2 separate regions of the Homo sapiens genome follow, and region 2 is linked to region 1. A link is an interaction called in ENCODE POLR2A ChIA-PET data of the cell type or tissue named here. Cell type or tissue: GM12878. All regions are shown on one strand. Links, peaks and the distances in the headings refer to the core of each region. The heading gives the core; the rest is flanking DNA. Region 1 holds the start of LOC284191 (a long non-coding RNA gene). Region 2 overlaps MPRIP (myosin phosphatase Rho interacting protein).

Region 1 (2,906 bases), core at 208-2,707:
GCAGTTATAGTACAGCCGGCCCTTCATAGCTGCAGTTTCTGCCTCCACAGATTCAACTAACCACTAACCACAAGTAGAAAATAGAAATAATGGCCAGGCACAGTGGCTCATGCCTGTAAACTCAGCACTTTGGGAGGCTGAGGCGGGTGGACTGCTTGAGGTCAGGAGTTCAAGACCAGCCTGGTCAACATGGTGAAACCCTTTCTCTACTAAAAATACAAAAATTAGCCAGATGTGGTGGCAGACGCCTATAATCTCAGCTACTTGGGAGGCTGAGTCACGAGAACTGCTTGAACCCAGGAGGCAGAGGTTGCAGTGAGCAGAGATTACGTCATTGCACCCCAGCCTGGGTGACAGAGCAAGACTCCATCTCAAAAAAAAAAAAAAATAGATAAAAAATAGAAAATAATGCAAATGAAAACAATATAGTATAACCATTTATATAGCATTTACATTGTATTAGGTGTTATAAGTAATCTAGAGATTATTTAAACTCTATGGGAGGATGTGCATAGCTTATATGCAAATACTACACATTTTATATCAGAGACTTGAGCATCTGCATATTTCGGTATTCTTAAGGACCTGGACCAGATCGCCTGTGGATACTGAGGGACAACTGTGCTTCTTTCTCACTCCAGGTCAGAAAGGAAGGGTGGGTTGGTAAACTCTTAATCTGTTCAAGTTTTTGGATTGGTTGTAGCCAGGGTGGGTGATCTGGGTGGGCAATGGAGCCACAGAACTGAACGTTCAAGAAACTTTTAGATCCTAAGTTGGGAAAAAGGAATCTCTCTCTCTCACTCGTTTTAGTTAAAGTCCTCTGTTGTACATGTGGTATTGGGCAGAGATACGTACAGGCTTCTGCAGCGTCATCAGAACTCCAGAGGAGAGGTGGCTTCCAGGCGGGTGAGCCTTCAGGACTTCAGGTCCAGTCTGCCCATTTATAAATAGGAAAGCAGAGGCATTGAAACCTCTAGGTCCTAGGCTGCTTGAAGGCATCAAAGTGCCTGACTGGTCCTCGGAGCCTGGCAAAGTATTCAGCTTACAACATACATTTCATGAATATTTGTTGAATGAATAAATAAACGGACAAGAAGGCCAGACGTGGTGGCTCACGCCTGTAATCCCAGCACTTTGGGAGGCCGAGGCGCGCGGATCACTTGAGGTCAGGAGTTCGAGACGAGCCTGGCCAGCATAGTGAAACCCCGTCTCTACTAAAGATACAAAAATTAGCTGAGCTTGGTGGCAGGCACCTGTAGTCCCAGCTACTCGGGAGGCTGAGGCGGGAGAATTGCTTGAACCTGGGAGGCGGAGGTTGCCGTGACATGAGATCATACCGTTGCACTCCAGCCTGGGCGACAAGAGCGAAATCTGTCTCAAAAAAATAAAAAATAAAAAGGTAAATGGACAAGAAAGTTGGAATCTTAAAACAAATGCACAAAACCCCCAAGCTTTTGATTCCTTTGGGTTCTGCTGGGTGGAGGGGACCTATTTGAGGAAGGAGAATCAATGAACCGGGTCCTTCGTGAGAAGATGTGGCCAGGTCCTGCCGTGAGGCCCTGGGTGACTCAGTGAGCACTCCCTGTCCACAGCTCAGCGACTCACAGATGTCCCCAGGGAGAAGTACAGAAGCTGAGAGTCTGGACGAGGCCCCAGGCTGCCTGGCCCCTGCCTTCCTGCTCTCCTCTCCCACCTCTCCCGCTTAACTCCGCTGCAGCCACAGCCGTCTTGGTCTTCAGACAAGCCAGGCCCATTCTCCGCTCGGCCGCCTTGCCCCTGCTGCTGCCCTGCCAGGAGTGCTCAGCCTGTGGCTCTCTGAAGGACTGAGTCCTGGTTCCAACAGCACCTCCTCAAAGAGGACTTCCTAGATACCCTGGCCAGAGTCCCCACCCTGGCCACTCCCTACCACTCCCATCTGGTTTATTTCCTGAGCACTTGCTCCTGCTTGGACTGACCTGGCACGTCCCTGTGCTCGCTGGTGGGCTATCTGCTTCCCTCATCCGAAAGTGACTATGCCTCCGGCATCTGAGGCTGCACCTGGCATGTGGCAGGCACTCAACAGACAGATGGTGCAAGAACGAGAGAAAAAGAGGCCGGGGCTGAGCGTCATGCTGACGCCTCTGGAAACCTTTATCTCTGAGCAGTGGGGAGCCCCAGCTGGAAAAGGCCGCACGGCTCATGGTGAAGGTGACGACGATGATGCATGTGTGTGCACGGCAGGTGTTAGGCTGACAATAAGTGGCCACAGTTAGCTGAACATCTACTATGTGCCAGATATGAACTTGATTTTTAAATCACTCTATCCTCAGAATAAGGCAAATGCTGCCACGACCCCCTTCTCACAGACGAGAGAGTCAAAGCCCAGAGAGACTGAGCTTTTTGCATCCAGTCTGGGATGTGGGGAGCTGAGATGTGCTCCCACAAATACCTGACCCCAAAGCCCAGGCTCTTTCTAGTGGGCAATGAACAGCTGAGGCTGTTACCAACTTTCTTCAGGCCCTGAATGGCAGCCCAACTTCCCGCTGACCCTGTTGTTCTTCTTTCTGCCCAGGGACTCCCTACCCTCTCAGAGCAGAAGACAGGCCCAGAAACAGAATGTCCACTCACTCAGTCCATAAACATTTATTAAGCACCTACAACGTGCAGGGGTGCGGGGATGCAGCAGGGCTTAAGTCAAAGCTCAAGCACTGGTGGAGCTCACAGGTGGAGCTGCTGAGGGCATAACAAAGAAGTAGGCAAAGGAGTGGGCAGCAGATACTGGTCTGAACTGGGACAGTCAGGGGACAGGACCAGGAGAGCTGGGGCTGGGGACCTGGGTCGGGGGAGTCAGGCAGCCTCTCTGCGGAGGAGAAGCCAGCTTGCAGCAACCCGGGTGAGGGGCTGCCCAGCAGTCAGTGCACTTAGGA
Region 2 (2,906 bases), core at 69-2,568, 210 kb after region 1:
ATGCCCCAGGAACAGAGACTTGCCCAGGTGGCAACACTGGCACAGATGTTGACGGCTGCCCAACTGGTGCCACACTGAGCAGGGAGCCTTGTGCTGCACAGGGCTGGGCCCTCTCTCCAGTTTCCTTCCTGCAGGCATCCAAATACCCTGGAAGGGATTTAACCCCTGAATTCCAGAGGGAAGAAAGAAGAACAGTGAAGAAGTAGAACTGGTTTCTGTATGGGGAGAGGAAAGTCTTAGGGACAGCTGCAGGCGGGGTCTCAGGCTGCTCCTTGGCACCAGCTACACAGTAGTGAGCTTTCCCAGCTTTACCGATGAGGAAGAAGTTCAAATAGATAGACTTCAGCATTTTAATTATTTTCCTATAAATGTATTTATGTGTAGTATGCTAGCACCAGCCAGTAAGCTGTGCCACACATATGAATGGGAAAGCGAGGCAGTTGTGCTCGTGTGAGTTTCTGCAGGCTTGTGGGTAATTACCTTGTGTGCACGCCTGCACGTGCAGAATAGTCACTTTCTGCTGGTCAGTTTCTTTATCCACCCATGGTGCCCCAGCCCCAGGCAGGTGTGGAGACCAGCATTTCAGAGGACGCGCTGTCCACAGCCTCCCGGGTCTGAGTGGATCATTGGGCAGGGGTGGAGACAGTGCGCTGCCCTCTGAGCTGGAAGCCTGTGCTTCAGGGAGTCATAATGGGCCTGTGCTAAGTGGGTGATGCAGTGGACATCCCAGGGCGACTAGAGGTGGCAGTATCGCGAATTTGCAGGTTTATTGAACAAGAGGTAACATCGGAGAGGATCTTGCCTTCGGATTCAGCAAGTATGAAGGCAGAAGAGCATGGAGAGCAAGGCCCCACAGCCTGCTTAGTGAGTTGGAAGGCCCAGCAAGAACCTGTTTCTGCAGCAGCCACCAGCTCCCATCACCCCTTGACCCTCCAGCTCATGCTGGAGAAGAGGGAATTTTGGCTGTTTAAAGAACACAGTTGTGAATCTCAGAATGTGCCTGAAAGGAATACTGACAGATAAGGCCGGAAACAAAACTGATGGCTTGAAAAACATTTTTATGGAATGTATTTACTATCATTTTGTTTTACTATAGAGGTAGATGGGACTCTTAACTTTTGGGTACATGGAAACATGCTGAAAACTGAACACAATCCTGATCATCACTCCTGCCTGGCTGTCTCCTGGGAGGCTGCCGGGTGCCACGGAGCTGGGACACAGCAGAGCCCGCTAGGTGTTGCAGGGCCCTGGAGGCCAAGGCCACCCTGTGTGGGGTCCCTGTTGGCAGCCAGGTCCCTACACAAACAAGTAATCCTGTTTGGCCTCCTAGGTTTTGCATATGACCTGCAGCCTAATTTGGGGTGTAGGGGAAGCTCTGCTGGCCCCTGCTCCTTTGTATGTTGGGTGACTTTAATGGCTGGCCACATACCCCTTTCTCCCAGCTACTCATTCACTGACTTGGGTAAGTTCTAAGACAGTTCGCACTTAGAAAAGAATGTGACACATCAACATTAACTTTTCCTGAAAAGAAGAGTTTGCCTAACATGGTCCTAAAGAAGCTTGGAATTTATAAGACTTTCCTTTATAAGATATAGTGGGGGTTTTTTTGGGTGGAGGGGGGTTGTTTTTTGTTTTTTGTTTTCAAGACAGAGTCTCGCTCTGTTGTCCAGGCTGGAGTGTAGTGGCATGATCTCGGCTCACTGCAACCTCTGCCTCCCAGGTTCATGCCATTCTCCTGCCTCAGCCTCCCGAGTAGCTGGGACTACAGGTGTCTGCCGCCACGCCTGGCTAATTTTTTTGTATTTTTAGTAGAGACGGGGTTTCACCATGTTGGTCAGGATGGTCTCGATTTCCTGACCTCGTGATCCGCCTGTCTCGGCCTCCCAAAGTGCTGGGATTACAGGCGTGAGCCACCACGCCTGGCCTATAAGATACGGTAAAAAAAAAAAACTGTGACCCCTTTGTCACTAAGGGAGAAAGAAATTAAGTATTGTCAAAGTTCTATAAAGAATGGAAATGTATGATATTATACTTCAAAGGAATTTGATGTTGAAATTTTAAAGAAAATTTGTCATGTTGATGAGAAGCTTCACTTTCCTGGGAACTTCATTCGTTTTAGGGCATGAGATAAAAGTCCTGGCTAGGGGAGCCATAGGTCTGTTGTACAAGGAATTTGCTTTCTAAACAAGTTGTAACTTGCCCTAAGGTCCCTGTTGGAGCACTAAGAGGTGACACAGGCCAGAGACAACGTTTCGTTTCCCCTTCCCTGCAAGCTGGGATCAGCCCTGTGTTTTCTCCTTTCAGCTGAAGTGAGCGAAGGTTCTCAGTGCTGGCAAAAGAGCCCACTTTCTAAAAGGACTTGGGAAGAAAGCTGCTGGGAACTTGCTTATTAAAAAGTTCCTTAGAATTAAGGTATCTACCCACTGTTTTCGCACCTTTCACCTTCCTGGGCTTTCCTGCCCTCCAGCATTCTTCTCTAGAGAGGTTCCTAGCCCGCTCAGCGCGAGCGTCTCCAGTAGGTAATAGCAGCTGAACGTGGGTTTTCCACGGACTTCAGGCTTGGAGGTGCCATATACAAGCACACTTCTTCCTTCCCCTGGCTTCTCCATGCCACCACCCACTTTAAAGATGTAAACTCAGTAGATTTTTCATCCAGTGAACGGTCATCTTCACATCGAAAGGTGAAGGCCACCACTGTTCTCAATGCCAAGCAACAGAACGTTCTGAGATGGCCGTTCTTCCTTGCACAGCAGCTACGGCAGGTTGTTCTGCAGCCACCCCTTAGAGGGGGCTCTTCGTTTTACCTTTGTACAGTTCTTGTGTTTACACATTTGGGCCAAACAGCTTTCAGCAAGGGCATGTGTCCACAGCTGATGGGCAGTTAAGAACCAGCCTGAGCTGAAGGC

Evidence for each region. ChIA-PET counts read pairs that join two places held together with the same protein. Peaks named below come from ENCODE experiments on the same cell type or tissue, not always from the same donor. Only the 100,000 strongest peaks of a DNase experiment are listed, where the experiment ranks them.
Region 2: POLR2A ChIA-PET joins it to region 1 with 5 read pairs; 2 of 35 experiments call an interaction of 5 or more read pairs at or near these places.

Annotation. Positions count from the first base shown.
Region 1 is chr17:16,979,346-16,982,251 of GRCh38, forward strand. It overlaps LOC284191 (a long non-coding RNA gene), which reads right to left and starts at 2,008. Exons shown (of 3, transcript NR_148948.1): 1 at 1,956-2,008; 2 at 856-1,371. RefSeq lists enhancers at 1,592-1,841, 1,852-1,901, 1,922-2,131, 2,142-2,201, 2,272-2,321 and 3 more. In GM12878, for the core only: no CTCF peak of the experiment used is centred there; a DNase peak (open chromatin) is centred at 1,556; H3K4me3 peaks cover 1,261 bases; H3K27ac peaks cover 2,464 bases.
Region 2 is chr17:17,187,564-17,190,469 of GRCh38, forward strand. MPRIP (myosin phosphatase Rho interacting protein) reads left to right here. Exons shown (of 24, transcript NM_001364716.4): 24 at 1-2,906. Among named protein-coding and RNA genes, the nearest start is that of PLD6, 17 kb to the right of the region's middle. In GM12878, for the core only: no CTCF peak of the experiment used is centred there; no DNase peak of the experiment used is centred there.